4 separate regions of the Mus musculus genome follow, and all the other regions are linked to region 3. A link is a loop called in an ENCODE intact Hi-C map of the cell type or tissue named here. Cell type or tissue: heart. All regions are shown on one strand. Region 1 overlaps Fermt2 (fermitin family member 2). Region 2 overlaps Fermt2 (fermitin family member 2). Region 3 holds the start of Fermt2 (fermitin family member 2). Region 4 has its middle 5.3 kb from the start of Gm34250.

Region 1 (8,000 bases), 66 kb before region 3:
GTCAGTTCCCCGGAAGCTTCCGGACTTTAAGTTATGGTACTCCACCCCGCAGGGACGTGGGAACAGCCATCATGTCAGTGATGTCATAGGTCTAAACAGTAAGAAAAGTGTATCATCCCCACATCCCTTTCGTTTGCAAGTTCTCAAGGCGTTTACGTCGTTAAGGTCCCGAGTGGTCTCTAGTGATGCAATTAATGAGAATGGCCCTCTTTAGGTCCTGGGAGAAAACTTACTTCTTGAGTCTTATTTAACATTCGCTTCAATATGTAGTCTTTAGGTATCAAGCTTAAATATTTCAGAACGATGTGTATTTCTTTTTTTTTTTAAAGATTTATTTATTTATTATATGTAAGTACACTGTAGCTGTCTTCAGACACACCAGAAGAGGGCGTCAGATTTCGTTACGGATGGTTGTGAGCCACCATGTGGTTGCTGGGATTTGAACTCCGGACCTTTGGAAGAGCAGTCGGGTACTCTTACCCACTGAGCCATCTCACCAGCCCCCGATGTGTATTTCTGATAGCAGCTGAATACAGTGTATCCAATATATGCCAAGCAAAATCGCCTGCCAGTGAGCCGGTTTTATATGATCACAATGTAACAAAGAAAAGGGCACCAAGCTACATAGTGGGATGCGCACCAGGTTTTACAGACCCTGCTGCGGCAGTCATCAAGTGTGTGGGCGTGGACACTAAGCAGCCCTTAGGCTTCTAAGTGGGAGCGTCCTCATTTGTGAAGTCCAGGCAACCTGCCTGCTTTAGAAGGCTGAGGTGAGGCATAGAGGCCAGTGTAAGTGCAAACGTCTAGTGTCATGTCTGACCCCATAGAGGAGGCACAGGACATAACCTCTGACTGCTGTTTCGAGAAGCTGTTACAGAAAGATATCCTTAAGTATGGATGGTAAGTTCAAGTGAGAAATGAGTAACCAACCACATGGTCTGCACTTTAAAGATTATTTTTTACTATCCATATTTTTAGAGAGTCTTCTGTATTTTGTAGCCCAGGCTATTCTCTCTCTCTCTCTCTCTCTCTCTCTCTCTCTCTCTCTCTCTCTCTCTCTCTGTATATATATGTATACATACACACACACACATACACACACATATATATATACATACATATGTATGTATGTATTTTACGAGTACATGTGTTGTGTCTGCATGTATGTCTGCAAGGCCAGATGAGAGTATCAGATTCCCAGGAAATAAGAGTTGCAGGAGGTTGTGAACCTCCATGCCTGTGGGTGCTAACATGAACCTTAGTTCTCTGGAGGAGTAACAACAGCTCTCAGCTTTGGAGCCATCTCTACTCTGATTATCTGTAAATAGACTACCCTATGCAGGGTCTCACTGGGATGGGGATAGGGTCTTACAGCTTGGCTATCCAATGGTGGCCTTTAAAAGCTTACTTGAAGATTCTAGCATGGGAACAGAGCTACTCGGACAGCCTTGGCAGAAGGAAGGCTGTCTTTCTTCATCAGGAAATGCCGTCTGCTCCACCCAGTATGAGAGGAGAGAGCAGACACTAAACTTCACTAGCCTGATAACCTAAGCAGCCTTAGCAGTTAATGGGGTGCCAAATACCACAACCAAATCATGTCACAAAATCCAATCTTCAAAATCTACCTTTTGTCTTAGTCCTGGGGATCAAACCCAGACCCTGAACTACGCCCTCAGGCTATCTGCACTGAGTGACACCTGAGGGGCGTTCGTGCTAGCTCACCATCTTGATCTCCCAGTTGACATTCCACTGCTTCATGTTGCTGAACCGCCAGGTTTTGATGGCGTCACCTGTGCTGGCGTCCATCCGAATCAACCTGTTGTATGCAATTCCAATAAGTTCTTCTCTCTTGCCGCCTTGAAACCTGTAATATTGAAGAAACACCACTCAGAACGGGGGAAGGGATTTTCTCTAACCCTAAAAACAATGCAACTATTATAAGACATAATAATAGCATTAAGTTTTGGTGTAGAAGAGGTTAGTGTAGTCTAAGCAGCCCTGCCTTCAATGGTGAAGATCTAAGCCAACGAGGCGGACAAACTGAACACACAGACCACAGCAGCGCACTGACCTCGCAATGAAGTGTGTGATGCCGAACTCAGGCAGAGACTGCCAGGCTTGAATGAATCTCATCTTGGCTTCAATCAGGCTCATCTGGGCTACATTTTGATGGGCCTCCAAGATCCGTGCTGTTATCTAAACAGAATTTTAAATGTTTCATTAAATAACCAGACATTATTATCTTTTATTAAAAAAATTAAAAAATGATGTGCAACCATAGCATTATGCTGAATTGGAATTAAAAATTATCTAATGCTTCATTTGGGAATCCCAACAAAGCACCAATGTTAATTTCAGTTTTTATGTACCACACACAAGGCATTATTGGGATTCTAGTGTAGAGCTGCCAGGACCGAGAGATCCTGGTGGGCAATGAATGGCACAGTAACACATCCAGATGGCTACAGAGGTGCCGGCTGGAGTTCTGCAGTGCAAACCAGAACACCAGGAGGCAGAGCATCACGTTTCCATGGCAACCAAACAGGACCGCTCTGGTTGCATTTACCAGTACTTGCTTTAGGGTGAATCCCCCATGGTGGGGGACAGATGGCTAGGACTACGGCTGCTCAGTGTCTACTTTCCTTCCCTCTGTACATATAGAGAACTTACCAAATCTCTTACACAGCCTGGCTGTAGATGGCAATGCGAGGAAAGAAAAAGGAAGCAGAAAGGGGGGAAAAAAAAAGAGGCGATCAGGAAATGGCAATGAAGCAAAGAAAAGGCTATGGTACCTGCAACCCCAAATTCCAGCAGAAAACCATGCAGAAAGAAAGGGCACTCAGGTGAAAATGAAACGCAAGGAAGGATGAGAATGGGGACAGCAAGCGGCCATCGCTGTCTATGTGGCTACAGCAGAGGCGCCACACTGCAGCAAGTGTCACTCAGATTAAAGACAGAAGCTCACAGAAGACAATGCAAAGGGCAAACCCCTCCTTCTCCCTCACGTGTCTTACAGTGAGGGTAAAGCTAAGTATTTTAGTAGCGAAATAACAGTTACTAGTCAAAAGCCTATGTAGCCTTTTCCGATTTAGTCAGATGACAGGACACACGCACTCTCCTCAGAGAGAGCTGAGGGCTGCCTGTGAGCTTGCTGGCCACACTGGTCCTCTATTTGCACAAAGGCAGCAGGCCTTCAATTACCATCTGCTTTTTGCATCCTTTTTCCTGGAAGGAGAAACAAAAGGTTGCCATCCAGGGCCCTGGGAGCTAAGGCCACACAAGCATGATGTCTTTTCAGTGAGGGACTACAGTGCAATTCTTTTATTTATAGTTAAAAGCTCATTCTTACTCAAACTAACCCTGGGAAGTTTAGCGAATATTCACAGACTACGTAAGCTATGCTGACTGTCCTGTGCCCTGGCAAGGGTCACCTGCAGTGAACTTCGTGCCTGGGAATCTCATGCTACAGGGCAGCAATGTGAAGACCCAGCCTCAGAGACTCCTGAGAGGAGCGCAGGGGCCGTAACCACAGGCCACACACTGCTCCTGTCACCAAACAGAAGAGTCCAGGTCACATTTTTGTCTACAACTCAAAGACAGAAAGCTATCATCTTGGATGCCCGACATCTATGGAAACAATCAAACTGCCAAGGTCAGAGGCCATCTGAAGGCAGGAGTTCATTTTTAGAAACTCCGTCTCTTTGAACACAGTTCTTCCCTGAGTGAGGAGTCAGTGCGTCCTTCCTTCCTAACTCAGCTGCATTCCACAGGGCTCCCCGGGGCAGCACTTCCGCCATTCCTCAGCACACACTCCCACAGCCTATGACTGGGGGATAAACAATGTCCCTTCTCTGACGCAGCGGCCTCTGAACCGCACAGACAGACAAGTTCTGATTAAAGTTCTGAACATTTCTGTGCAAAGCGAAACCGTTTCAGACTCATTTAATAAAGTTATGTTTAAAATCTAAGGAAGGAAATGTTCTGTTTGGACCTTTAATGTTTTAAAATTATTTCTGAAAGATAAAAACTAAACTCAGTAAAAATGATTTATTTATTTTAGAAGCATTCCCTGCCCCCCCCCCCCTAATCTGAATCCTTCCTTTTATGGAGTGCTGTTCAGGGAAGGGAATCCTGGGGGCTCTCAAGTCAAATTCCCCGCAAAGGACCTTTTGTGATGCATCAAAGAGCCATTTGCCCAAATAGCAAACCTTTTATGGTATTAATTTCCAGGACAGGAGTTCTAAAGAGTGGACAAAGGCAGTGAATTTTAAGTTAAAATTGATAAGACGTTGTAACCCTGGGTAAGGTTCTATTAGGTTTGACTCCGGTTAAGACAGTGACGTGGGGTAAAGGATCTCTACCACATGACAGTTTATTTCTAAAGGTGGAAAATCTTCCTCAGCAAACCCAAGAACGAGGCCCTCTGGCAGGACCTGAATGTGTGACTGGGCTTTTCGCCTGTTTCCACAGGGAAAATCATTTCCTTGTGCTGAGCAACAACCTGGCTTTATCTATTAACTTTACAGACGATCTAACAACCAGTTTAAGCTGACCTCCGCCTCCCCTATTTCCTGTTTTATATTCTACCCAAGCTGGTGCTAGCTTCCATTTAACAGGAGGAGCAGCGTTTAAAGCAGGAGCACAAAGCGACACCCAGCAGGTTAGGCAGGATGAAGTACCTGTTTGCTCTTATACTTCTTCAGGTACCGCGGGGACACCAGACACTCGGGGTTGACGTCGGTTGTGATCTGGTCAGGGATCAGCTGGGGGTCTGGGTTCAGATGCTGCATTTTCAGGAAGGAAAGAATGTTCTGAACTTCCAGGTTGTAAGAACTGTCTGCCATGGTCTTGCCTTTGGAGGCTAACCTGCAAGCTGCCATCCAGTGCGCGTACTGCTTCTCCTGTGGAAAGCAAAACTGTTTCAGACTGAGAGATGAAGGCACACGGTGTCTAGGACCCAGGTACAGAATGTAGGGTCAGCGGGCCAACACACTTAGGAGTCAGAAAGGTAAGGTTTATGTGTTAATTGGAAAACTTACGTTATCACAGCGAAGCCAGATCTCATTCATGCCCTCTGCTACCGGAATTAGGAGTTTTATGTTAAATTTCTGGCCTGAAATGTTTACATCCGGAGTAACTTCACATCCTAGAAAAATAAATTTAATTACAGAAATGCATAAAAGAAATCCTGAGCCCACACAGTAGCTTCATTCTCTGAGGTCTGACTCTGCTGAACTGTGCCCATTTTAAGAACACCCCTATTCGGTGGAAGGGGGCTTACTCCAGCTTTGGCACTCAAGTGGGCGCAGAGCAAGGATTGGGAAATGCAGACCTGGACTCAGCTCTACCTCCAGGGAAGTGTTTAAACCATTAAAAGAAAGAAAGAAAGGGCACTTTAGGTAGAGTCCTAGTCTTTCTAGGAAAAATACTACATATAGTCACCTTATAAGGCCTTTTGTGGAACTTTTCAAATAAGGGAGAAGTGATGTGGTGAAGTTAAAATAAATGTGTGAGGATACATAAGTTCTGTCAACAGTCCTTAAAAAATATCAAGAACTGAACCAGGGAGTTTTCTCTTGTCGTATCAGAACCAACCACGCTGAGTGGTTACATTTACCATGCAAGCAACCATCACATTAGCACCTGTAGCACAGGTCTCCTCATCCATTCCCCACATCCAAGCTTCTCTCTCCCTAAACCCTGTTTTATGTTCCAATCACCTTATCCCCATTTCTGCCCAACTGCACCCACTGGGGAGTTTCTACCAGCGCCTGTCTCTGCTCCACAGGCCCACTTACTGTGTGTGCAAGGGGAACCAGGGCCTAGAGCGCACTGCAGCGCACACTTTCCCGTGAGTTCTATTAGGATCCCTCTCTGCATCTCGAGTCGGACCCCATTTACCCCATGGCATTCTCACCACCTCCTCCCCCATGGCCTTTTCTAAACCATCACTGCAGGGTACTGGGAACTGCACTCAGGGTCTCACACACTACCACTGAGTGCCACCCAGTCCCCAGATGGAGAAGTAAGTGTCCTTCTACCCGAGCCTGTGCAGCCATCAGGAGCAAGAAGGGAAGAAGTGACAGAGGCCACCAAGTCGGCAAATGAACCTGTAGCTGCATCCATAGGCCAGAATGAACAGACTGAGCTAGGGGCTGGAGGAGGCGGAGCTCAGCAGGAGCTCAGTTACAGCCACCTCTTATTTTAGCTCCAGTGGATCTGATACCCTCTTACCTGTACACACACACACACAGACAGACAGACAGACAGACAGACAGACAGACAGACAGACAGACATACAAACATATGCACACATACAAGCACACTTAAAAACGAGATAAAGCTTTTAAAAATATTAAGTAAAAAAGCAGAGCTAACAGCTGAGCGGGTACCAAGGTGTGGCTCAGGCTGCAGGTGCTCTGTAAGGGGGCACGCCCCTTCAGCTCCAGGACCTACATCTCAGCCAGCTCTGACAAGGGAAGGGAGACTCAAGATGGCAGCTAGGAGCCTAACAGAGACATCCTGTGCTTGCCTAGGGGAGAGCACAAAGTAAGGATAAAAAAGTGGATGGGGCCGGGCGTGGTGGCGCATGCCTGTAATCCCAGCACTCGGGAGGCAGAGGCAGGCAAATTTCTGAGTCCAAGGCCAGCCTGGTCTACAGTGAGTTCCAGGATAGCCAGGGCTACACAGAGAAACCCTGTCTCGAAAAACCAAAAAAAAAAAAAAAAAAAAAGAGTGGATGGGGGGTCGGTGGTTAGTGGTGGTGCACACCTTTAATTCCAGCACTAGGGAGTCAGAGGCAGGTGGATCTCTGAGAGTTTGAGGCCAGCCTAGTCCAGGACAACCAGGGCCACAACAACAACAACCCCACCTCCAAAAACACCTGGATGAGGAAGAGGGAGATCGGGCCCTCATCCCTAAAGAGGCTGTGGCTGTGGAAAGTGAGGTTAAGCAGGCTGACCAGAACCAGCCTATGATCAGAGGCAAAGAGCAAGCAGGAAGCTAACGACCAAAGGAGAAACCAGAAATGCACACGTGATAACCAGGAGGCTGGAAATGAGGGCACTCTAATGTGCTTAATGCTCAAGATTAAAAAAGTGACAAAAATACTTCAGCTCCAGTCGGCCCACAGAATGTAACAAAATATCCACACGCGATTCAATACCAAACTGGAGAACCAAAAACCTTTAAAAACCTGAAAGGTGTAAAGAAAGTGCCAGGCAGGTGCTGGCAAGTGACATTTACTGAAGGACATTCACTGACAGAGTTCCAGAGGTCACGAGGGCCCCCTACCTCTGAGGTTCAGCTGATGAGCAGGTGTACCACTGGACTCTTCTCGGCTCTTGTAGCAGGAGATGGACGTGTCTTTGAAAGTGCACCAGTACTGCTTGTACCCCTTTAAAGTCAGCTTCTTCGGCCTGTAAGTCAACAGAATGGAGACAATAACTACTCTGAAGTAACGTTGCCAGCGCTATGCTTTAGCAGTTACATGTCTCAAGTGTTGAAAAACACAAGGCCAATTTCACAGGCTGAAGTCATCTCCCTTTGGCCGTTTTCTTCCTGGTCCAGGCTGCTGGTGTGCTCTCCCTTCTCAGTCTATTCCACCACACCAGTCAGCGAGAGGGTGGAGAGCCCACAGCCCCCACGGCCCCCACTTCTCACTTAAAGTTTGCAAAGGTCCATGTGCACCAACAGCCTGCAGAGGCAGTGGCGTCCGTCCGCAGCATTACTGCTGCTGAAGCCCAAGCATCCTACGTCCTCAGTGTGAACGCAGGGAAGGGGAGTCTAATCCTGACACAAACACGCCACTCCAGTGCCACACACAGAAGGTGACCTAGTGAGGGTACAGGTAGATGCAAGGTGTGGAAAAGGAAGAGGGTGGGGACAGTGGCATTTGGAAATCTTGCTGTTGTAAGTGCTGTACACTGTGAGCTGTGATATTATGCTGCAACAGTTGCACAGCACAGGACAGTGGGCAGTGGGCACTGCATCTTTGTCTC
Region 2 (8,000 bases), 52 kb before region 3:
ATTCATAACAGTAGCAAAATTAGTTACAAAGCAACAACAAAAATAATTTTATGGTTTGGGGTCATCACAACGTGAGGAATGGTATTATAGGATTGAAGCATTAGGAAGGCTGTACTAGCTAGAGTATAATTCAGACATAATAAGACAAAGCAATGAGCCAAGTGCCTCTCTCCCCAAAGAATCCAAACCTCCATGCCATCTGGTCTTGGGGAGAAACAGATTTTTAGAGCAAAGTTAAATTGCAGCAGAAAAGCAAAGAGTTAAAGCAGACTTACCAGTCACAGAAATTATTAGTTTGTTAGGTAGGATAACCATGCAGGTGGTAAGACAATACAAAGCAGGCTTGGTGCACACCTTTAATCCCAGCACTAGGGAGGGAGAGGTGGGTAGATCTCTGTGAGTTTGAAGCCAGCTTTGTCTATATATAGAGTTCACAGGATAGCCAGGGCTACCCTGTCTCAAAAAACAAACCAAAACCCAAAACCAACCAACTAATCAGCCAGTCAAAAAAACCCCAACCCCCCCCCAAAAAAAACAAACAAAAAAACAAACAAAAACAAAACATCAAAAAAAATTACAAAAAGTGATCTTTCAGAAAAGTATTTTTTTAATCTTAAAAAAATACTTACATACAATGGTGCTTTGCCTACATGTATGTTTATGTAAAGGTATTGGATGCCCTGGAACAAGAGTCACAGACAGTTGTGAGCTGCCATGTGGGTGCTGGGAATTGAACCCAGGTCCTCTGAAGAGCAGTGCTTTTAACTGCTCAGCCATTTATCTATTCCCAGAAAATTATTCTATGCCTTACAACATACTCGCAGATGATAAAATTTTTTAAAGTGACCAGTACCTTTGAAACACACAAAGAAAATATAATTACCTTAACAAAAGAGAAGAAAATGTCTAAAAATGGTCTCAACCTAGGAAAATACCAGATTTACTCAGAATACAAATACCTTTGCCTAAAGGTCTAGTTTTTTTAGTATTATTCAAAACGTGCTATAGTTTCTTAACACTCAGATGAGAAGAGGAACAGAAGTAGAAAGAGCCCTTTAAGTCCTTGGTACCTTTGGATTCAAATCAAAAAAGCTGTAGTACTTGAATCGGAGCAGCAAGGCCTCGTTCTCCTTCACATCTTGCTCCATGAGAGATCTTGAGGAATCTAGCCACCTGGGACAAAGCAGGAACAGCACTGAACACTGCAGACGAGCTCGCCAAATCCCCCACGGTGTAAGTTAAACTTACCCACGGCCAGGCCTGCTGGTGCATGCCTTTTTAAATTAATCCCAGGGCTTAGGAGGCAGAGTCAGGCAGTTCTCTCTGACTTTGGAACCAGCCTGGTGTCTAAAGAGACACCCTGTCTCAAAAAACCCAAAACTTACCCTTGGTTGGTTTTTGCTTTATCAAGAAGAGCTTGAGGCTTGAACATTTTTGCCAGTATTTCTGGTGATGTTACTGGCTGACTGACAGCAAGTATCCCAGGATTGCCTTCTGACAGGGCACTGTCACCAAACCAGGCAGAAGTTGGTGACAAAGGGCTTCCATCATGAGCGTCGTAAGTAGGGGTCATTGTTTTACTATAAAGTCCCGGGCTTGAATATATGCTTCCTAGTAAGTGAGAAGAGATGGCTGTCAGGAGCGGGTCAGAATCTTAGTGCAGTCAGGACACACACTACGGTAGGAAGCACACTGAGCCACAAGCTTCAATCTGGAAGGAAAGCTTTAGTCCATTATTTACCTGCCTCAAAACACAAAAGAACTCTGCTCGTACATTAGAGCACACAGTACCAAAGCCGTGAGAGTGTAATTAAGTTGGCAGAAACTCTGAGGAAAAAGCCAGTTTGAAGGAACTAGGGCTATGGCTGAAGCGCGCAGACCGACACACTGTGTGTGTAATTGTGGTGAGGCTCACCTTTCAGAGGGCCAATGTAAAGAACATCGGTGCCTATAGGAAAGGAAAGAAAGGAATTCAGAAGGCAAAGGAAAGGCAACACTAGAAGACATAAGAATGAAAAGAAACGGGAAAAAGGAAAACAGACTTGCCCCAGTTGTGACTCGTAAGTAGCCGAGTCAACAACCTCAGGAGCTTCAACATAAATCCATCACTTTGTCCACTGCAAAATGAAGCTATGCTCTAATCAAGCATACCCTGATTTGGTTTATGTACAGCTGACCTAATAAAGGCAGAGGCATCCCCTCACTGATCTCAGGACCCTCAGTAACAGCTACAGTAGAGGTCACATAAAGAAGACACATTAGCTAGTGGTAAATGTTCTTTGACTTGAATAACATAATTAAGGCGACCAAAGACATCGAGTAAAAACATCTGCCTTAACTCTGTTATATTTGGTCCTGTCCTGTGTTCCCCCCCCCCCCCCAGACAGGGTCTCATACCATGGTCCAGGCTGGGCTCAAACTTGGCTATAATCATGATTTTAAAAAAGAAAATGTGCAATTGCTGTTACACGGTTACTGGACGTGGAGAGAATAGTAACTGTTCACTCTCCGCCAGTCATCTAACTGGAGGCCATGCTTAGGAATCCTCCTTCCTCCCACCCCGTGAGCACAGAAGCGATAACCTAAGAAGTCACAGTGAAATGGAAGGACTTTCACTGAACGTAAGCGGATCTTGTCAGCCACCTGTATCTGCCCTGGTATCCCTGTGCTCTGTGTTGTGCTCAAACAACCTGTCCATCTGAGCGCTGAGACGGGGAGGAGGCCTGAATTCCCCTCCACCTTGAAAGCAGACACTGGGACACAGCCCTGAGGTACTGTTCACTAGGGAATCATTTTCAAACTTCAAATCATGTGTCCATACTCACCAAAGGCAGGAGCCACTGCCCCAGCTCACCTGGGCAGAGAGTAACTCTGCTAAGGAGTACACAGAAATACAGTACGGGAAATATTAACGTCTAGGCAGAAACCTGTTTATTTAAAAGAACTGTTAAATACACCTTTCACGAAAGTCAAAATATTGACCTTCTTCCCACTAAAATAATATACTAGAATTATTTAGAACCTAGTAAAACTAAAACTGACCACTCTTTACGGAGTTTCCCATACAGAAAGTATGTTAGTAGAGCCCGCCCAAGGCCTCTGCGCTTTCAATTTCCTGGAGTTTGCATTTTACATACCAGTTTCAATTTGTCTTATGGATGCTCTAGGATGACAACTCATTTAGTGTCCCAACGAATTTATTTTCTCCCTAGAGAACAAGCTGTAGCCCCGAGGCTGAAGGCCTTGGTCACAGTCGTGAGCTAGCAGCTGTGGAGCCATGCCAGGAACCAGCCCATCTTGGTCGCCTGCACACAACCTTCACGTCCTGCAACTCAAACCATTCCCAAGCCTTGTGCGTCTGACTGCTTAGAATCTTGGTGCCACGATAAGGGAAGCCTCAGTAAATAGTTCTTGTACTGATTTCCCAATTCTGGTTGCACCGCAGGGTCAGAGGGTGTGCATAGTTCAAATTCCTTCAGGTCCAGCTCAAAGGCTAACACTAACTATCTTGTTTTCCTATTTGCCTGTGTTTATATAACAAACATTGCAAAGAAAGAAAATAAAGAAATGGCTGGCACTTGAAAGGGAATAGCCAAAGAATAAGTTTAAAAGTAACTTTTACTACTAGCCTAGCTTATTTTCTGTATTATTTGACTTTGTTATAATGAAATTATATTCAGTATCTGACTTCTGTAATAGAAAATATGAAGCTCATTAGAACATATTACTGAAGAAATCTTTCTCTCTCTCTCTTTCTCTCTCTCATAAATCTCACTTTAATTGGAAAAAATAAATTGAAGAAAATTTCAACCTTTAGTATTTGAATATTTAATATCTTAATATATACTTTTTTAGTTTTTTAAAGAATAGGTTTAATAGCATTTTGATACTTAAAATAGTCAAGATCCAGATAGGAAAAAATTGCATCCTACATAAATAATCTTCCTAGTAAATAGAATGCTGACTATATTCAATGTTAGTGTAGAACCCAGATTTTCTTTTTTCTAGATGCCTTCTGATTTTTTTCCCCAGGAAAAGTTTCTAATGAGATCATTTCCACTTATATAACAAACTGATAATAAGTTTCTTTGAAAATTAACCACTAGACTGTAAAAGTGTTCTTTCTTTGAAAAACTGCTTTTAGTCTGTGTGGTAGTGCATAGCTGTTGACCCCAGCTGTGGGGACTCTAAGACAGGAGAACCGTCCAGAGTCTGAGGCCAACTCTGGCAATAGTGAATTCATGCCAAGGACAGCGATGTAGTCGTTAGAATTTATAGTGTATGTGTATATCTGTTGGCCAGGCAGAGTGGAACCTGACAGATACAGGTTATACACACACACAAATGCACACATAACTGTAATAAAAATGACTTTGTTTGCATTGAGAATACACAGCTACATTCTTGCCACTACAAATTAGACAGCTATGCAGAGGAAGAGCCTGTATAGATTCTTTATGACTCGTTTGCTACCAATTTTTCTACAGAACCAGAGCATGTTCTAAAAGGGGACATCAATCTGAATGACCACGGCTCAGCCAGCCCTTCTGACAGTCATTATTAGAAAAAGAGCCTAGATAATAAACCATGACAGCTCACCCAATGCTTCCTCCCCAGCTAATGTCTACATAAACAGCTTATTCTTGTGCCTCTCAGACTCAGAAGACACTTCCAGCCACTTCTGTGTCTTGGATTTCCTGTGCACACTGATAGTCACCATTGGTTTCTGGGCTACAAAGCTCACTCAGCTTCCCAGCTTCCAGTACTCAAGGCTGACAAGATCTTCCGTGCTGCAGCTTCTAATGTGGATGGCCACACACTGTGCTGATCACTACACACACACTGCGAGGTATAAAGAGTCCTTAAGGAACTGAAGTTTTTTTCTTTATTGTAATCAAAGTTTTTTTTTTTTAAATCAGTCAAAGCTAGATTCTGGCTTTTGTGTCCTCAGTAGTGGGTTGGGGCATGTGGCCACATGGTCAGAGCTTTAGCTTTCGGGACAGACCTGACAGAGCTCACGTCTGTCTCCTTTACAGTGTCTGATCCCAGGCAACTGACTCAGCCTGAGTTTCTCATGCTACTATTACTCAGAACCGAGTCGAGTTACACACTGGCTCTGCATGTCCTGTTCAGAAAACAAGCTGCCTTGTCAAGGAACGTAGCCCTTGACAGCTGCAACCTTTCAACACAACCCTGGTTTTCCCTTCTTAAAAAGATGTAAAGGAACTGCAGATGGCTAGATGGGTCCAACTGATCTTCCAGGCGACCCAGGTAGAGTCCCAGCATCCACATGGCAGCTCACAGCTGTCTGTAACACCAATCTAGGGGTTCTGACCTCCTCTGACCTCCGTGAGCACCTCACACACAGTATGCACAAACATGCATGCAGGCAAAACACCCACACATAAAAGATAAATCTCAGCCGGGCGTGGTGGCGCATGCCTTTAATCCCAGCTCTCGGGAGGCAGAGGCAGGCAGATTTCTGAGTTCTAGGCCAGCCTGGTCTACAGAGTTCCAGGACAGCCAGGGCTATACAGAGAAACCCTGTCTCGAAAAAACCAAAAAAAAAAAAAAAAAAAAAAAAAAAGATAAATCTCAAAATTAAAAAAAAGTATTTTAAAAAGTCTCTTGTAAAGCTGTCCAGTGGTGTCCTTAGGACACTCAGAGCTGCTGGAAAGGCCAAGCCTGAGGAAAGGACTAAAGAATGATGCACGGTCCAGAAATAAAGATCAGCTATAGTCTGGGTGAAAAGGAATTCACCAGTATTAGGCAGGGGAGGAGAACAGCATAAATTCTAAACTACAGTGGACCGTGATCTCTGTCCCCACACAAAGAAGAAAACCTAGTGGATATGGTGGCTCAGGCCTACAGGCAGAGGAGGGAGGACTGAGTGTCACCACTGCGGTATGTGAGGTCAGAATGGCGTACACAGCGAGCTCCAGCCCAAGCTACACCAAGGCTCCACTCAACTGAAACCCAGAACCAACTCGCTGAAGTAAGGAAGGAGCAGTAACTACCAAAGAGCGCAAGGGCACAGGTGTGAGCAGAGCAGAGGTGTGAGCATCGACTCTGGCAACTGGCCTTGTCCTAGCGCTTAAAAGAGTAATCTTATCACTGTTCTCAGAGGACCCCAGTTTGGTTCCCAGCACCAGGCTGGGTGGGTCACAACCACCAACTAGTAACTCCAGACCCTGGAGATCTGACCCAGTGTTTTGGCATCTTCAGGCACTATACACACATGCACTCCTCCCCCCACATACACTTATATAAAAGGATTCGGAACTCTGGCCAGCAGACACACACTAAACATATACTTTTAGCCCTACATAAAAAAAAGTGGGAAAAAAAGGAATATGTGCGTGTGTGTGCATGCGTGTGTGTGCATGTGTGTATATATATATATATATATGTTTTGAAGACATTATCTGGCCCTAAAGTATCCCTTCTTTTCTCTGGAAGAGATCTTCCACTGTTATCTGTTAACACTGGGTGACTTCTAGGGCCAGGGCCTGTCCATGTGCTCACCTGGGCTTCTAATCCTGGCTACCCATTAGAGCTCCTGCAACTGTCTTCATAACTCCCTAGGGTAGCCGACAGAACTCAGAAACTCCCTCCCTCCATCACAGGATGGAGGCACAGCCACATGGAAGAGGAATGTATTTTATCAGGATGATCTTTGCTGCCATTCTATTTACAATAAAATTCTGACCTCTGCCACATCTTTAATCCCCGCACTCAGGAGGGAGAGGCAGGTAGGTCTCTGTGAGTTCAAGGATAGCTTGGTCTACATAGAGAGACGCTGTCTCAAAAAAATCAAACAAACAATTCACAAACGAAATTCCTCAACCCATAAAACCGAATATACCCTGAGATGAGTAATATTGGCCTCTGAATTCCTAGCACGTTTTCTAACTCATTTAGCATCTATGTTTAACTCCTTTAAATGTCTTGTTTGTATTTCTCAGAATCCAGCCAATGCAGAATATTAACAGTACAAGCCCTTTCTAACTTTCTTGTGCCCCTTAGTTCCATCCTCCTTAAAACGTGGGTCATTACCCAGCTACCTCAAAGGCTGGGATGAGAATCCAGTTTCCAAACTGCATCACACAGCTATGGACAACGCATAGCTCTGTGCCTCAGTAGAGTTGGCTTTCATCTCCACCAGGACATAATTTAAGTGGCCAGGAATGAATTACATCAAAGCCAAGTCCAGATATCTGCAGCAGGGAAGGCTCTCAAGTAATGGTGGTCAATGGAAATGTGGCAACCGTGATGTTGATGTGTCCAGGACTAAAGAACCATTAACCCATTTAGTCTTCCAGTGATGAGAATCACCTACCTGCCTGATGTATGCCAAACAGAGTGGGTTTTCGCTTAAAGCAAAGAGGGTGAGGGACTCCCTTTGTGCAGGGAATGCACAATTATTACAGCATACAACTCACTCAACACAGAAAGCCGTAAGATAGGAGAATACCTAGTTCAGCTTGGGGAGGGATGAGTGGGAATATGAGGACACTTCTCAAAGGGAGGACTCCTGAAGAAAAAGGTAGGGATGCAGAGGGACCAAGACATGCAGAGCACAGAAAGGTCTTAAGAAACTAAATAAGGTTTTAGGTACTAATGTAACAACAAAAGAGTATTTTTTTTTTCACATTCTACCTATAAAAAAGCTTTCAATTTCTGCAAACTAAATAACTGAGTCCAACTGTAGAGTATCTTTTTTAGACTCTGTGATCAAAGAACCAGGCTCCTTTTTCATTGACCCCATCAGTAACATGAGATATGATGACAGGCAGGATCTCAGCTCTGTGACTGAGGAGAGAGGCTGAGGGGGCTGGACCACTCTCCTGACCTCTCTGAGCCCATACCCTTAACAGAAGACACAGTTTAGGAGCCTCACGCTCTGCCTTTGTTGAGTCTAGTTCTCACCTGATCCAGGCATGATAAGAGGTCCTTCCAGCTCAAGCGCTTCGTCTTCAGACTGGTCATCTAGCTTTTTC
Region 3 (8,000 bases):
ATATACTTGTATGAAATTATCCTTATATAACAGTACCATTTATACACAATTTAAAGAAACACTTTAAACTATGCACATTTAAATTTTTTTTTTTTTTTTTTTTGAGGCAGGGTTTCTCTCTATAGCCTTGGTTATCCTGGAGTTCACTCTGTAGACCAGGCTGGCCTCAAACTCAGAGATCCACCTGTCTCTGCCTCCTGAATGCTGGGATTAAAGGTGTGCGCCACCACAGCTGGCCACTAACATTTTACTTTTAATAAAAAAGATTGCAGTAAATGTAAAGCCCCTGTTTGAAGTGCTCCATATGGCTTTTAAAGAAGGAGGAGAAAACCATTTTTCACATACACCGAGGTGTACAGCAAAGAGACCGTCTATGATCAGCCTACACAGGGCCAATCATAAGTTTGTTTCATCAAGCTGTAAGTCCCTAAAGCCCATATCGCCTTCACAGCATATATTTCTTGTTTTCTTTTACAGGCCTAAAGCAGAATGACAAATGTGCTCCACACTAAGATGTAAGAGACTTTTCAGATGTTGGAATTAAAGTAATAAATCTGAGAATCAGGTTTTAATAACAGTCCCTGAAATGCAAATGTTCTTTATAAAAGACTTCAACAAAATACAAAGGTACTGCTGACATACGACAAGCAGGCATCATTAACGCTTCTGACTTCGTTTGTTCTAGGAGGAACACTGTGGCTGTACAATAAAACCTACTGTACACAATGGCTGCCCCCTTTTCTGCTCACCTGCATCTTTGAGAACCCAAGCACAGCAAAAGTACCCTCATTCCAGAGCTTCCACATGCATGGGGGTGGGGGTAGGGGGGGTCAACCTGGGATCTATTAAACTCTAGGGAATCCCAGGGTGCTGTGGATGCTGTAGGTAAAGACAGCTTTGAATCATAAGGCCTTTGCTAATCATATACCCTCCAGTGAAGTTGAAACGGTTATTCTATAGACAGTGGGCACCTGAACATACAAGTGAAAACTGCCTGCAGTATAGTGTTACTAACTGCTCCGTGGCCAGCTACATGCCCACTACTGCTGTTCACTCTGAAGAAACCAGACACTGTCCCATCTCAACCCTAAACCAACCTCCACCTCTTACCCCTGTAGGCTGCTTTGATCTAGTCGGCCACTATTGACAAGTGCCCTTTAATCCCTTTGCTGATGACAACACGCAGGGCTTTAGAAGGCAGCCCATCCCAATGTTAAGACAAACCTGAAAAACTACAAAATTCCTTTCTAATTTGACTGGTCTGAGCTGTGGACATTTTAAATGGTACCCCACTCTGTGTACTTGTCAGAAGTTTGCTGAAAAATGCCTCCTCCATTTGGGACTTAAAACTCAAGAGGACTGGTGCCACCAAAGACAGGTACAGAATTCCCAGGTGCAAAGCCATTCCTGCCCCCACTGTTCTATGTAATTAACCAGCATCAGCATTGGTAAGATAGTTACTCAAAAATAACATCAATCCTGTCTACAAACAGCTCACCCCCAACAATTCTATTTATAATTGTGATTTCATAACAGTCAATCAGTGATGTAAATACAGTAGAAATCATTATTTATTCATTAAAGCTTGGTTTTGTTTTGTTTTGTTTTGTTTTGTTTTTTAGAATCCCAACTTGTCTAAGTCACCCTTGACAGATCTTTTATTGCACTGCTTAAAAAAAAAAATTACTCTGAAGAGCTGGCCATGAGGAAGACACCCGTTTAATCCCAGAACTCAAGAGACAGAGCAGGCAGATCTCTGTGAGTCTGGTCTACATAGCAAGTTCAAGGCCAGCCAGAGCTACAGAGTGAGACTCTTGCTTGAGATAACAAAACCAAAAACTAACTAAAATAAGGAAAAGCTATAATGTATTAATAAGGTCCACTTATCACGCATAAGACAATCTGATACAAATGACTGTTTCCTTGTCAAACAGGAACCATATGGGATAGTTTTCATCCTCAAGTGGAACTGTTCAAAAAAGGTTGGTAAATATTTTGCAAACAGTGATTTACTTGACTCAAAAAACAAACAAACAAACAAAAAACCAAACGTAAACTGACAGTTACTTGATTAAAGCAGCAAAACTGAATTCTTAAAGGGCCCCTTGGGGGCTCGTTCTTGGGCTATCTCTGGGAGTCAATCAATGGACAGTACTAAGAAGGGCCCCCTGCAATTAACTCCTCTTTAGTCCTCCAACAATAAAGTTCCCTCCAGGGGCATAAAGCAGAGTCACCTAATAAATGAATTCAGTCTAATTCCCAAATTATATCAAACTTCTATTTCATTTACGTTATATGGTAAATATGCAGTTCCCCCTCCCCTTTGGTAAGAAATACTTTTTCTGAGAAACGAATATTCATTACTTTTCCAGGATGGCCTGAGACATGAATGCTGATTAAAACCAACTAACCCTGCCACAAAAGACATCCCCACACAAAACACCTTATCACTTCATTATACAAAGCAGCAAGCATTTTACAGGCCAGAAAGCTGCTGCTCTGATAAACGCTCTCCGGATAAAATCACCCATCTTATCTAGTCTGGTCAATCTGCCAGGTGAAAAATGGTTTGCCTTATCACAAAATGTGGAGTGCAGTTTTCTCGAATATCCTGGGTGATAGCCCTTCCTTACAATCAAGTCCGAATCAATGCAGTATCTATGTGCACTCAAATACTGTCATCTTCAACTCAGTTTAGTGTCTGCTTTAAAAAAACAAAACACACACACACACACACAAAAAAAAAACAAAAAATAAAAAATAAGTTCTTTCGTTGGCTTCTTAATGCTCCTGATAGCTTACTTCCAACTCAGAATACAGATACCAAGTTTGTCAAGCACTGCCCCACCCCTCGCAAGAGCGGACGAGTGGAACATTTCAGGGCACTCCATCACGTAGTACAGCTACTGAAACTTCATACCGACCAACACCAGTGCACATTCTCCAGACCGGGCTGACTGTACACTCTCCCCAATAAACACCACCATCAACATCCAGGTTCCATGAGGATAAGAGGTGGGAACACCTACAGACCCGTAATACCACATTCACAACTTTCACCTGCATACTCTCTCTCCTCGTTACTTTCAACAAGTCGTCCCGGGAATCCGCAGTTAAGCATTTGGTAGGTTCGAATCACTCACTACCTTATGTAAAAATCAAAATAACAAGCAGGACGCAGAGGGGAGCACGTCTATGCGCCCTAACGTTAACAAATTTCGCATTTTAAGCGCAGCACACGCCAGGAGCTAGGATCTCCCAATTCTACCCCTCCCCCCGCCGTCTTCCCTCCCCACCCCCTCCTCTCATTCTGGGAAGTCTTTATTGGAGGCATCGGGGTGCTACTCACCGAGTTTTTCCACCAACTTCAGCATCACCCCTCCGATGTGCACCTCCCCGGTCACTCTCAGAGTGACATCACGGTTCAGGTCCGTGACATGGACGCTCAGTTCCCACGTCCCGTCCGCGTAGCAGCCATCTGGCATCCTTATCCCGTCCAGAGCCATGGCTCCCTTCCTGCGAGCGCGGAGGAAATGGCTCTCGTCAGCGTCACTCCCCCAAAGGAAGACAAACCCCACCGAGTCCGCGGCGCCGGCCGCTGCGAGGGAGAAGGCGGAGGAGCTGCGGCTACGCGCGCACAACCAAGGGCGCGAGCGCGGGCGACTCGGCACCCAGACCGTGGCCTCCGCCCGCCGCGCCCGCCTAGCGGACTTGGGCGCCTTCACCTGCCGCCGCCGCCGCTGCGCCCGGACCGCCCCGCGCCTCCCCACCCGGCCGGGGAGACCGCGCCGCGCCGGCGCGCGCTCCGCTCCTCCCGCGGCGTCCTCCCCGCGCCCCGTCCTCCGCTGCGCCCCTCACCGCGCTCCTCCCGCCGGGCTCCCGAGGCAACAGGCGAGGCTGGCGGCACCCGCGTCGCTGCTCGGGAGGAAAGCGAAGCCTCGCGCCGCTGCTAATGGAGTCCCGGCACCGCGGCCCCCGCCCCACCCCCTCTCCCCGCCCCGGCCCCCGCCCCGCAGCACCGCCCGCAGCCGGCCTCCGCCCCCTCCTCTCTGGCTCTTCTCTGACCGCGCTCCCGCGGGGGAGAGGAGGCGGCGCGCGCTCTGGTGGGGCCGGGGCGGTGCGCGCCTCGGGGGAGCGCTGCGGGGGGAGGCGGCGGCCGCAATCTCGGCCCTGCGGAGCGCTGCCCTTTTATGGAAATGAAGGACCAGGCGCAGGGATGGAATCCAACATCCGGGCTCTCGGCTGCGGAGCTGGGGTGGGGGGCGGGGGCTCGCGGGGCTGAGGCGGCGCCTGCAGCGGGGTCCCCGGGGTTCATGCGTGAGAAGCTGCCTCGGGAAGTTCCCAGGCCCCGGGACGTGTGCGGGGAACCCGGGCGCGAAGGCACCGCGCCGGGGAGCTAGGAAGAGAAGTTGGGATGCAGAAACTTTACGATGTCTGCCTTGAACATCCCACAAAAGTAGGAGAAAGGACACAGAGGGGCGGTGAGCCACAAAAGTTGCCTGGCAAGCAGGGTTCCGCACCAATCTGCGGCTCCTGCTGGACTCATGAGAGTCGGCGAGCATTATTAACCCCTGGAACCCAAGTGCCTGCCAGACGCAAAAGCTTGGCTCATGCGCTCCGGCTGGAAAAGGGGGACCTCCCCACCCCACCCCAGGAGGGCAGTGGTTTCCCCGAGACCCCTTCTCCACCCACGCCAACTGTTGGCGCGTACTTGGGACTTTTCCTCCGCAACTTAGAGGACTCAGTATTTTGAATGCACGCACATTCTCTTCCTTACCCTCCCACACACTTCCAAGACATTTAAGTAGTTTTGAACTGATGTTGAGCTGTTAAAGACTTTGACTAGTGACGAAGAAAGGTCCCCGAAGGCCCACTTCCACGTTCCCATTAACTATTACACTCTGTTGAAGGGAACTGTTCAGAATCAGCAAGCCAGGGGTTGCCTCTTCTAGCAATTTATTTAAGTCCAGGAGAGTCCGATAAGATACTGTAAAGGATCTTGGTTTTTAAAAAGTGTCTTGGACTTCGTGAACTGCCCTAGACACTTCAAAGGGGAGCCTACCGCGCAAATAACCCTTTGTTCATCAACACAACAGCAAAAGAAAAAAGCACAGCCTGCAGAAAGGGGTGGACACCCGTAAGGGAGTGAAAGCAGGAAAACTCGAGTCAAATGCCAGAGGTTTGGGAGTGGAAAAAAAAAAAAAAGGGAAACCACTCTGCTAACACTAGCCAGTCATCATGGAGAAACTGATGCACTTCTCCAAGCTTGCCTCTCTCCAGTTATTTCTACTCTGAGACGTTGTGGGTGGTTTACTTAGAAGCAATGTTGTTCAGGGTGGAAACAGTGTTGATGAAATTATGTTGTTGGAAAATACATAGGAGAATATTTTTAATAATGTAGAGAATTAGTTGCTTGGGTTAAAAAAAATCTGTACAGACCAGGCATAGTGGAGCATGTCTTTAATCCTAGCGCCCAGGAGGCAGAGGCAGGCAGGTCTTTCTGAGTTCAAGGCCAGCCTGTCCTACCTAGTTAGTTCCACGACAGCCTGGGCTATTAGAGAGACTCTGTCTCAAAAAGGCAAGCAAACAAAAATCTGTAGAAAACTGTACGTGCCTCTGTAAAATCAAGAACGCACTCATAGCCGGGCGTGGTGGCACCCGCCTTTAATCCCAGCACTCAGTAGGCAGAGGCAGGCGGATTTCAGAGTTCGAGGCCAGCCTGGTCTACAAAGTGAGTTCCAGGACAGCCAGGGCTATATAGAGAAACCCTGTCTTGAAAAAGAAAAAAAAAAAAAATTAAGAAAGAAAGAAAGAAAGAAAGAACACACCCATTTTTAAATATTTAGATTGAAAAAAGACTAGAAGGAAATTCCCCAAATGTTAGTTATTGGGTGATGTGGTCAAGAGAGGTTTTCTTTTGATTGGTTGGTTTTAGTCTTTCTTTTTCTAACTAACTCAAACCTGCCACATCCTGGACTTTTCTGGCACCACTAAGAATTGCATTCCCTGCCATAATCCGTCTCTGTGCGGTGGACAGACTGGCCACAGCAGCTACCAGATTCGTGAGCTGGATTGTCACTTTTTTCCCGTGTGTGTGTGTGTGTGTGTGTGTGTGTTAGCATCCCCAAAGTTAACTATACATTTATGTTATGTATACATTTACAAATAGGTTGGTACAAAAGCTATAGAAAATATACTGGTACCAATTAAAAACAAATATCAAAGAATCAGGGGTCTATCCCAATGGAGAAATCTCTTTATTAAAGAGATTTCATGAAAATTTACACGTCTGTTATTCACCTCATCTGTTTTTTCCCTCACCTTATCTCCAAAAGATCTGTGGCAATATAAAAGGAGGCATAAGCTAGGAGGTAGCAGGCGTTAAAAGTGGCTCAAAACAAGAAAACGATGTGTATGTGTTTGAGTCTTAGAAGGGTGGGGTAAATACTTGAAATGAAATGAGGAATGAGGCCCAGACTTATTCCTAATGACCTGCGCATGTGTTCCAGTAAGCCCAGAGTTTCTCTAACATGCCTTAGCACCAAAAATATCCGTTCTGAATATTCCTTTTCCTCAGACAAACTTGTTGAAGCCAAGTGTGGTGGTTCATAGCCTCTTAAGCCCCAGCTTCCACATTCTAGCTATTTCCAAGTGAGCTACTTTCTGAACAACCACTATAGCGTCTGCCACTCGGGCAACCGTGTTTCTTTAATCTACTTCAGTAAATGTTCCCTACAATTATTGGTGGGAGGGGTTTTAATATTGTAAATAACTGCCCTACTTAAATTATAGTTTTGCAAGGGACTTTATGCTGCCTTAAAAAGCCAGTAGGATGTTTGAGTGGTATTGAGCACCGGGAGGCAGAGACCCTTGGTTAAATACCTTTGGAAGAATAATTAGGGTGGGTGCAGCCTGTTCTTTCAGGCCTTGGCTTTGAGTATTTCAAGCTGTTGCTGCTTTGAAGATTAAAGAGGAGCCAAAACTCAAACCTTTGAAACCAGGATATTTTCCTCCTTCTAGTTCATCAAGTGAGATCTTCAAGTGCATTTGTTAAATATTTGCTTCTACCTAATATTTTCTAATGTATTTAAATGCAGGCTCTTATCTGAACCCCCGCTAGAACCTCTAAGACAACTCAATACTTGTGGGACTTACATCATGCCGAAAAGGAGCCGAGAACTCCAGTGTTTGGAAGAACAGCTCAGGCTTTGAAAGCAATATCCAAATAAGGTACCAAGCAGTAGGCTTAGATTTAGACCAAATGATACCTCACAGATCTGTCACCAGATCCAGCCCTGGGCTTGGGAATCCTCAGGTTGACTTCAGCTCTTTCTCTGGACCTACTTATGGTGTGCTTTAAAAGTTATTTTAAAAGATGAATACAAACCACAATCATGGGGTTTAAAGGAAAGAGGTTTCAAGCATGAATATGTAAGATGGGGCTTGAATTTTAAATGAAGTCAGCAAGATGAAATACAATGAATTATTTCTGTGGAATACCAGGTAAGCAGATTGCCAGGGATGAACACTACCAAGGAGGCAGAAATCCAGAAAAGTAGGGTGAGAAGAAGGTTCCACGGCCACTGTTTTGTTATAAGTGTCTAGTCTCTGTGAGGTGGGAGAGGAGGTGGGGAGAGGGGTAAGGGGGACATGAAAGACCAAATATTTAAGCTTTCAAAACAGAACAAACGAAAGACTCTGAGGTAACCATGCCAAGAAACATGCAGTCCTTGCATTTACTGTTTTCAGGGGTGGGGGTGGGGGGTTGTTGTTGTTTTTAATTTTTTTAAGGTAATCATGGCAGGCAAGTCTTTGAGTTTGAGGCCAGCCTGGACTACAGAGTGAGTTCCAGACAGTAAGGGCTACGTGGAGAAATCCTGTCTCTGAAAATCGAAAACCAAAAAAGAAAGAAAGAAGAGTTTGAGTGTTTGAGCACCAGTTTGAACTTTGACAGGAATACCCAAGGTTCACACACACTTCTAACAGCATAGTTGTCATTG
Region 4 (8,000 bases), 78 kb before region 3:
GAGCTTGGGAGGTAGAGGCAGCAGGATTAGAAGCTAAGGTTCTTTCTTGGTTACATTGAGAGTAGAGGCTAGTCTGGCTAGGTAAGCTAATAGGTCAAAATAACAACATCAACAATACCCACCTCAAAACAGAACAACACATTTGACAAACTCCTTAGATCATTCCCAAAGATTAAAATAGGACTTACACTTTAAAATGAGAGAAATAAAACTTTTTTTTTTCCTCTTTTGAGACAGGGTCTTGCTATGTAGCCCAGGATGGTGTCAGACTCACAATCCGGCTTCAGCCTCCAGAGCTGGGATAGCACCATCATGTCTGGATGTTGGACTGGGAAGCCTCAAAGCTTTAGAGAGGACACAAGAGACCTCTCTCATGAACTGAAGTGAGGCAGCTGATTTCCAGTAGAGAATAATACTCTCAAAAGAAAAGGTTATAAACCATACACCTTTAAAATGAAGTATTTCAGGCTGGAGAGATGGCTCAGTGGTTAAGAACACTGAGTGCTCTTCCAGAGGTCCTGAGTTCAATTCCCAGCCACCACGTGGTGGCTCACAACCATCTGTAATGGGATCTGATGCCCTCTTCTGGTGTGTCTGAAGACAGCTCCAGTGTACTCATATACATAAAATAAATTAAAAAGAAATAAGTATTTTGCCAGGTAGTGGTGCACATGCCTTTAAACCCAGCACTTGGGAGGCAGAGGCAGGCAGATTTCTGAGTTCAAAGCCAGCCTGATCTTCAGAGTGAGTTCCAGGACAGCCAGGGCTACACAGAGAAACCCTGTCTCGAAAAACCAAAAATAAATAAATAAATAAATAAATAAATAAATAAATAAATAAATAAATAAATAAATAAAATTTAAAAAATTAAAATTAAGTATTTCTAGTTATCAGAAACTCCTTTAAGAAAAACAAGCTATCCACAGTCTGAAAGAAGCTATGGACACATACTTAATACAGGGTTCGTTTCCCAAATGGAGAAATCCCTTCCTTCCACTGGAGAGCAAATTCAATAATAGAGCTAAGTTTCTCAAGAATGGGCAGAAATGTGAGTCACTTCGCAAGGAAAGGCACACAGGCAGTCAGCAAGCTCCTGAAATGATTCCCAGAATCCTCTCTCTTCAGAGAGACACAAATTAGAGTCACTTCACACCTCCCATTAGGGTGGCTAAAATATCAAAGACTGACAACTTCACATTAGTAACCCAACACTGCACGTGGACACATTAAAACAGCGTGTCTGTCACCCCCTAACGCCAGACCTCTTAGAAGGGATGAGATGTTCGTCCTCCATGTCACAAAGCCAGGAAGATAAAATCAAGCTGAGCATCAGCACAAGTGGCTCAGGTGGCCCAGGAGTGGGGAAACAGCAGGTGAGGCCCACAGACACCTTTTCCAGCTTTTTGAGGAAAGAAAGTTATAGATACAATGCAGAGGACATGAGGAGCTTACCTCTGTCTTTCCTTAGGTGGTGAGGTCACCTGGAACTCCTTTTGTGGTCTGGTGCTTCTCTGTATATCCCTGGCTGTCCTGGAACTTACTCTGTAGACCAGGCTGGCCTCGAACTCAGCAATCCACCTGCCTCTGCCTTCCGAGTGCTGAGATTAAAGGTGTGTGCCACCACTGCCCAGCTTCTTCTTCTTCTTTTTTTTTTTTTTAAGATTTATTTATTATTATATGTAAGTACACTGTAGCTGTCTTGAGACACACCAGAGGGCATCACTATGGATGGTTGTGAGCCACCGTGTGGTTGCTGGGACTTGAACTCTGGACCTCTGGAAGAGCAGTCAGTGCTCTTAACCACTAAGCCATCTCTCCAGCCCCAAGTGATGCCTTTTCTTGACAGGATGTAGAAATAACTGATCCCTGAGAGCCAGCCTAGGCTAACTCTCCACCGCTCTTAAAAACCAAAAAATTGACTTAAATTTTTAAAAAATTAAATATTTTAAAGATACTTTTAGCCAGGCAGTGGTGGCACACACCTCTAATCCCAGCACTTGGGATGCAAGGCAAGCAGATTTCTGAGTTTGAGGCCAGCCTGGTCTACAGAGTGAGTTCCAGGACAGCCAGGACTACACAGAGAAACCCTGTCTCAAAAAACAACAACAAAAAGATACTTTAAAAAATTATCTTAAAACAATTCTTTTGCTTAATTAAAGCACAGCTTTCTGATGCGTGGAGATGGGTGTGAGAGAGTCTTGTGGACACTTTATCAGAGAAGAAATTAGAAAAATTGTAGTGGGCTCCTATTTGAGACTTTAGCTGAGAGTAAATGCCTGATGAGAATGCCTTCTGTTGTTGTTGTTGTTTCGTTTCAAGACAGGGTTTCTCTGTGTAGCCCTGGCTGCCCTGGCCAGGCTGGCACTGACCTCAGAGATCCACCTGCCTCTGCGTCCAGGGTGCCTGGGATTAAAGGTGTGCACATATGCCTCACCATCCCCCAGTGAGAAGGCCTTTTTGCATAAAACACGTAACAGGATAACCCAATGGTCCTTACTTTTTGTTGCTGTTGTTGTTTTTTCCTTGTTTGATTTTTTATTTTGAATTTACATTTTCTGTTGGAAGCACCTGTCTACAACAAGGTCTGACCTGTTCATTATGTAAATGGGCACAGTTCCCTGATTTCAAAAAGGCAGCAGGGAGGGGAAGACTAAGATTTTTGAATTAAAAATAACAGAAAGAAAAAAAATTCCTATTGGCTAACAGAAACAAACCAAACCAAACCAAACCAAACCAAACCAAACCAAACCCTTCAAGTCTGAAGGCTCTGTTCACACTCCTCTGGCCTGAATGCTGTTTCCCCTGAGCACTTTGGCCCCAGCTGGCCCCAGGGATCAGGCCCCAGGCCTTGCACATGCTCAGTGCTTGGCAGATAACCTATAGCCCCAGCTCTGCTGATGTTACAAGCAAGTCACGTGCATGCATTCTTCAAGCTAACCCTTTTCTTTGTATCTGGATCCTGCCCTCCCTTCCTCCAGAAGTCTGTGCCGAGCCACTTCTGCATGCCTGGCTTCCTGAGGGTCTGGCCTTGTGTGGCCCTGTGGTCTACTTTCCCAGATGAGCTACTCTGAATTGCTAGTAATGCTTTTTGGGGGTACACCTCATAGTTGTGGTCAGTGTCGGACTCCTGAGAAGTCATGAGAACAGATCTGTCTGGTGACAAGAGCTCTTTTTCCTAGTTTGGGTTCTTTAGAGATGTGTTGTGGTAAATATTATTTTGGGGCTTTTTTTTTTTTTTTTACCACACTTTGACCATATAGTTTCTAAATAAAAGGCACAAACACCTTTTATTTTATTTTATTTTTTTTGAGACAGGGTTTCTCACTGTAGCCCTGGCTGTCCTGGAACTCACTCTGTAGACCAGGCTGGCCTCGAACTCAGAAATCCACTTGCCACTGCCTCACAAGTGCTGGGATTAAAGGTGTGCGCCACCACTGCCTGGCTTAACAACTTTTAGATTTATAATAAGCCATGTATCATTAAAGTTGGGCAGATATCAACACTCTATACTATTTTGTCTACTCCCCTGTCAATAACTCCGAGATATCACTTGCCATGTTCTGCCTGGGCCACTCCTGCTCTGATAGGCCAGCCCTCACCATCCACCTACCCCATGGCGACTTCTTCCTTTCCTCCTCTCTCCTCTTCCTGGATCCTGCCTGCCTGCGACCCCAAGGCAGAGAACCTTCACTCTGTCCCCTCTTCTGCCCAGCCCAGGCTGTAGGCATCATTATTAACTAACCAGGGATAGATAACTTGGGAGCAGGGGTGGGCAAGGGGGAGAGGAATGTGCTAGAAAGAGCTGACTTCGAAGGCTTATTTACAGCAGTGGTCTTTCTCAGTCACTTCAGAAGTTTCCCTAAGCAAAAGGACACACAGGCACAGCTGCTCCGGGTCTAAGGTCCCCACACCCTCCTCCTGTTGGGAGATTCCCACGATGCTCTGTCTCCCTGCAGGCTGTGATTCCTTCCCCTCTGCCCTCTCACCGGATGTGCTCTGAGTGTCATGTCCCTCAGACTCAGTGGACAGCATCTTTGAAAATGCAAGCTGGCTTTCCCACTGGTCCTCTGCAGCATCTTGCTCATAGAAGCCTTTGCTCTGGGCTCCTGTATCTCAGTCATAAAGCCTTTCTGGCTGTTTTCTTCCATGTCCCTCCACTGCCTCTGAAAACTCCGGGCATTTAAGTTGACTTGGGCTATAGACCTGATGCTTACGTGGATATCACTGATTGGCCTCGCTTCTCCAGGACGATTTTTTTTAATGGCTCTACTCCCAGGAAACCTGGTTTTCCCATCTGTACTTCAAAAACAACTAAATTTAGCCTTGTTTCAATAATTCGACAGACCTCATTATTCCCCGTAATTTTTTCTCTTTCTTTTTCCTTTCTCAGCCCTTCATTGAGGTTTTGAGGGTTATTTCTTGAGATTCTCCCTTTCCTGGGAGAATTTCCTGGGCTTTGGATTTTCTTATTTCCTGCCATCTGGTCTCCACCCCCACCTCCCACCCCCGCATGGCTTCCCTTGGGCCCTTGGTGTCCCCTTGGTCACATGGCTTTCCCAGGGCTATGCCTCGTGAGCACTTATCACTCCTGTCCTGGCTGCAGTTAGTTATTAACGGCTGTGGGGCTGTCAAGGGCGTCGTAGCGTGCAACCTTCTCTTTTGGAGCCCTACAGGCTTCCCCGCTTCTCCTACTGCACGCACACCCCAAGATTTATCAACAAAATCTCCTTGTTTCTTCCTCCATCTCTGGCGGCAGTGACACACTTGGGTCTGAATGCAGAGATCTTTGGGAGAATGAACTCTATGGGAACCAAAAGAGCTGACTGGCTTCTTTGTCGACCCCTGACCTTCCTTAGAGATAGCACCCAATTAACTAGGTAGCAAACAGTTCATTGTTTTGTCTCTCCCCATTCAGAAATCAGGGCAGCCTAACCTACTGCCACAGGCCATACCCTCAAGCTTTGCTGGGACTCAGTTTTTTTGCCCCAGTTGCTCCAGATATCAAAGGGGTTCTAAACACACTTCCTAGGTTTAGAAATTGTTTTTGTTCAGAGATCAACATGATTTGACCCGAAGCAGTTCCTAAGGGTTAGAGGAAAGGCTGTTAGACCCATGTTGTTTGCCTAAACAAAAAAACCAAACACAACACACTTAAAATGTCTCCGTTCCACCACTGTGTCTTCAATAGTGAAGATGAAAGGAGACATCTGTCCAGTTTCCTTTCTAAACATCTTCTCAGGGAGAATTTGGGGCATGTGAAAGAGGTCAGGCTGCTGGCATGGGCCCCATTTACCATACAGCAAGCAAGCAGGGAATCTAGTTGCAGTTTCAAGCTCTGAGAGGAGACATTTGCACTTCACAGTGTGGCTGCTATCCTCCAGTCTGTGTAAGAGGCTCCAGGAGAAGATGTCAGGCCCTGTCTGGGATTTCTCAGCTATGTGGCTCCAGCAGGTTTGTGCTGGTTTTCCCAAGCCCAGTTGTATGCTGAGGCAAGCTTGGCATTTGCTTTCCCAGTGGAGCTGGCTGTGCTGTTGCTGGCCCAGTTGGGTCTGTGACTTACGTGGGGTCTCGGTATATCCTGAGTATGAAACAGAGCAAGGTCAACTGGACCTTGAAGAACTGAAGCCCTGGCCCCGGGCTCATTTGCCCTGTTCTTAAACCACCGAAGCCTGCTAGCCCCACCAATTAAAGATTCTCTTGGCAGCAGAGGCCAGAATTGGGGACCAGGTATCCAGGAGCAGTGTGGCTGCTGCTGAGACCACTCCCTCCCCCTGGCCTTCAGTGACTTAGTACCACTGTTACACATGGGACATTAGCACCCAAAATGGTCTCTCAGTAGTTTGGAGGTTGTCCAAATGGTGTAGTAGGGTGAAGTGCTTGCCACATGAGCCTAACAGCCTCAGTTAGATCCTGAAATCCAGGTAAGGGAGGAGGGGGAGGAGGAGGGGGAGGAGGAGCTTCATGTGCTTGCTCCTGCCTCCTCAATAATAATAAAAATTTCAAAGCACAGCCTGCCCACTACAATGACAAATATTTGCCATTTTTCACTGTTTCAAGCCCTCCATGTTTAAAAGCGAGTTGTATTTTCTGCAAGGTGGAACCTGTCATTCTTCATTCTACTGTTCCGTGTGTTTGTTTACAAGTCTTTGCTGCTTTAGGTAGTGAGCTGTCTTTTTTTTTTTTTTTTTTTAATCATTTTTAGTTCAGTGCTAGATATTGCCCACAGGACTCTGCGGTGGGACGTGGTGCGGGAAGTGGGGAAGGCTCCTGGGTAGCTCACACTGACTAGCCTTGAACTCACTAACACAGGCTGGTCTTGAACACTTCAGATCCTGCTCCCTCCCTCCCTGGTGCCAGAATTACATACAGGTTTCCCAGCCCTTTTGACTTTTTGCCCCGAGGTCTAACTAATTTGCTCATTGTGATTCTCCTGCTTTAGCTTCTTGAGCAGATGGGATTACAGACCTGTGCCACCACAGGGCCCTGCATGCCCTAGAACCTGTTTCCTGGTGGGCACGAGGACACACTTAAGTTTCTCCACATCCACGGTGGAATTGAGAGGGCCTAAAATGCACAGGATGGCAACAACCGTTTCTGGGGACGCTATAGTTTATAATTGCACCGATAAACATCCTGTTACCCCAGTAACGCTTTACTCTGTCAGATCTTAACCATTTTACTAGTACCACAGGCAAGAGACTACTTTAAAATTGGTGGCTGGGATGTAGCTCAGCAGCAGAGCATGTGTCTAATACACGAGGACCTCTGGGTTGGTTCTGTCCTCTGCACTTCACATACAAAGCGCCCATTTTCCAGAATCCTGTGCAGATGGACAGCTTTTCACTTCAGGCTTCCTTTCCTCCCTTGTGAAATGAGTACCTTAAGGGTTTGTGCATTTCCTCTGGATTGGCCTGTGTGAGCACAGACAGGTGTGCACATCTGTTTATAGTCTCGGTTCTCTTGTCCAGCCAATTATATGATGCAAATACCTTCTCCACATTTTCTGCTCTGTTGATTGATTTGAGAAAAGGCTTGGCTTTGTATAAGCTTGGCATCTTCCGGCCTCTCCAGTCAATGCTCTCCTCTTCCAGCTTTGATTTGCTGTCCACTCAATACTTCCTGCACTGTGTTGTCTCACAGACAGTGACACGTAGGACACATAGGCCAGGATTCTTTAACTCGGATCACAGGAGCATTTTTCCAACTTCAGTCCTTGGTCCACCTGGAATTGATTTCGATGACTGCATAGCTAGACGAGGCTGTGGCCCAAGCTCTTTGGGGAACTCTTTTGTGATGATCTCAGAAACAAGTAGCTGTCCCTACACCCTTGGTTCCAGTCTCTTTTGACTGCAGTGTTTCCATCATCTCTGCCAATGTCGTGCTGTTTGTGGGATGTTTGTTTGTTTTTTGAGGCAGGCTCTCACTATGTAGCCTTGGAACTCACTATTGTCAACCAGGCTGGCCTCTGTGTGCTAGGGTCCAAGGCATGCCAGGTGTGCACCACGACCCCACACTTTCTGTGTTTGAAACTTTAAAGTTCCGATACAAGCTGGGCGGGGTTATTCTGGGATTCTCATGCTCGTGTTTTCTGCTTTGTTCACACTCCTCTCACCCACTGTCCTATTTGGCAAAGCTGATTCCCTCGGCTGCTTGTTATTTCTCAGGAGCATTTTGACTCTTCCAAGTGTTCTGAGCACTGAGTCTGTAACTAGGCAAAAAGCTGAGAGGCTGTGTAGCTACCAGTAGGATTCGGAGTCTGTGTTTTCACTCGATTTTAGAAAGCCGGACATTAGAATTCTGTGCTCAGAATGTTTTCCTATCATGCATTTGCCACATTGATTCAGACATGGCTTCAAAGTTGTTTGGCTCACTGTGCTGTTTGTAATCATAAATGTAATTAACATTGAGCCTGGTCCAGTTCCCGGGGCAGTATTGTGGATAATGCCTGAGCAGCAAAGCCACAGGAGACTATAATTAGATCTCATGAAATAATGGTCTCA

Evidence for each region. Peaks named below come from ENCODE experiments on the same cell type or tissue, not always from the same donor. Only the 100,000 strongest peaks of a DNase experiment are listed, where the experiment ranks them.
Region 1: it touches region 3 in a loop (2.8-fold over the local background); 15 of 42 quality-filtered maps call a loop at or near these places.
Region 2: a loop joins it to region 3, with 2.4 times the contacts of the local background. A loop is called at or near these places in 13 of 42 quality-filtered maps.
Region 4: a loop joins it to region 3, with 2.9 times the contacts of the local background. A loop is called at or near these places in 13 of 42 quality-filtered maps.

The regions. Positions count from the first base shown.
Region 1 is chr14:45,460,045-45,468,044 of GRCm38, forward strand. Fermt2 (fermitin family member 2) reads right to left here. Exons shown (of 15, transcript NM_146054.3): 10 at 7,294-7,418; 11 at 5,040-5,146; 12 at 4,680-4,901; 13 at 2,072-2,196; 14 at 1,723-1,864. Among named protein-coding and RNA genes, the nearest start is that of Gm34250, 17 kb to the left of the region's middle. In heart, no CTCF peak of the experiment used is centred here; a DNase peak (open chromatin) is centred at 3,797; H3K4me3 peaks cover 594 bases; H3K27ac peaks cover 2,256 bases.
Region 2 is chr14:45,474,503-45,482,502 of GRCm38, forward strand. Fermt2 (fermitin family member 2) reads right to left here. Exons shown (of 15, transcript NM_146054.3): 4 at 7,930-8,000; 5 at 1,386-1,611; 6 at 1,071-1,173. Among named protein-coding and RNA genes, the nearest start is that of Gm34250, 31 kb to the left of the region's middle. In heart, no CTCF peak of the experiment used is centred here; DNase peaks (open chromatin) are centred at 3,349 and 5,189; H3K27ac peaks cover 763 bases.
Region 3 is chr14:45,526,076-45,534,075 of GRCm38, forward strand. Fermt2 (fermitin family member 2) reads right to left here and starts at 3,990. Exons shown (of 15, transcript NM_146054.3): 1 at 3,859-3,990; 2 at 3,350-3,516. The coding sequence starts at 3,506. Gm46452 (a long non-coding RNA gene) reads left to right here and starts at 4,147. Exons shown (of 3, transcript XR_001781252.2): 1 at 4,147-4,481; 2 at 7,098-7,230. In heart, a CTCF peak has its summit at 3,595; DNase peaks (open chromatin) are centred at 2,976, 3,526 and 4,146; H3K4me3 peaks cover 4,403 bases; H3K27ac peaks cover 3,154 bases.
Region 4 is chr14:45,448,403-45,456,402 of GRCm38, forward strand. No RefSeq gene overlaps it. Among named protein-coding and RNA genes, the nearest start is that of Gm34250, 5.3 kb to the left of the region's middle. In heart, no CTCF peak of the experiment used is centred here; DNase peaks (open chromatin) are centred at 2,859, 3,959, 4,559 and 7,469; H3K27ac peaks cover 5,417 bases.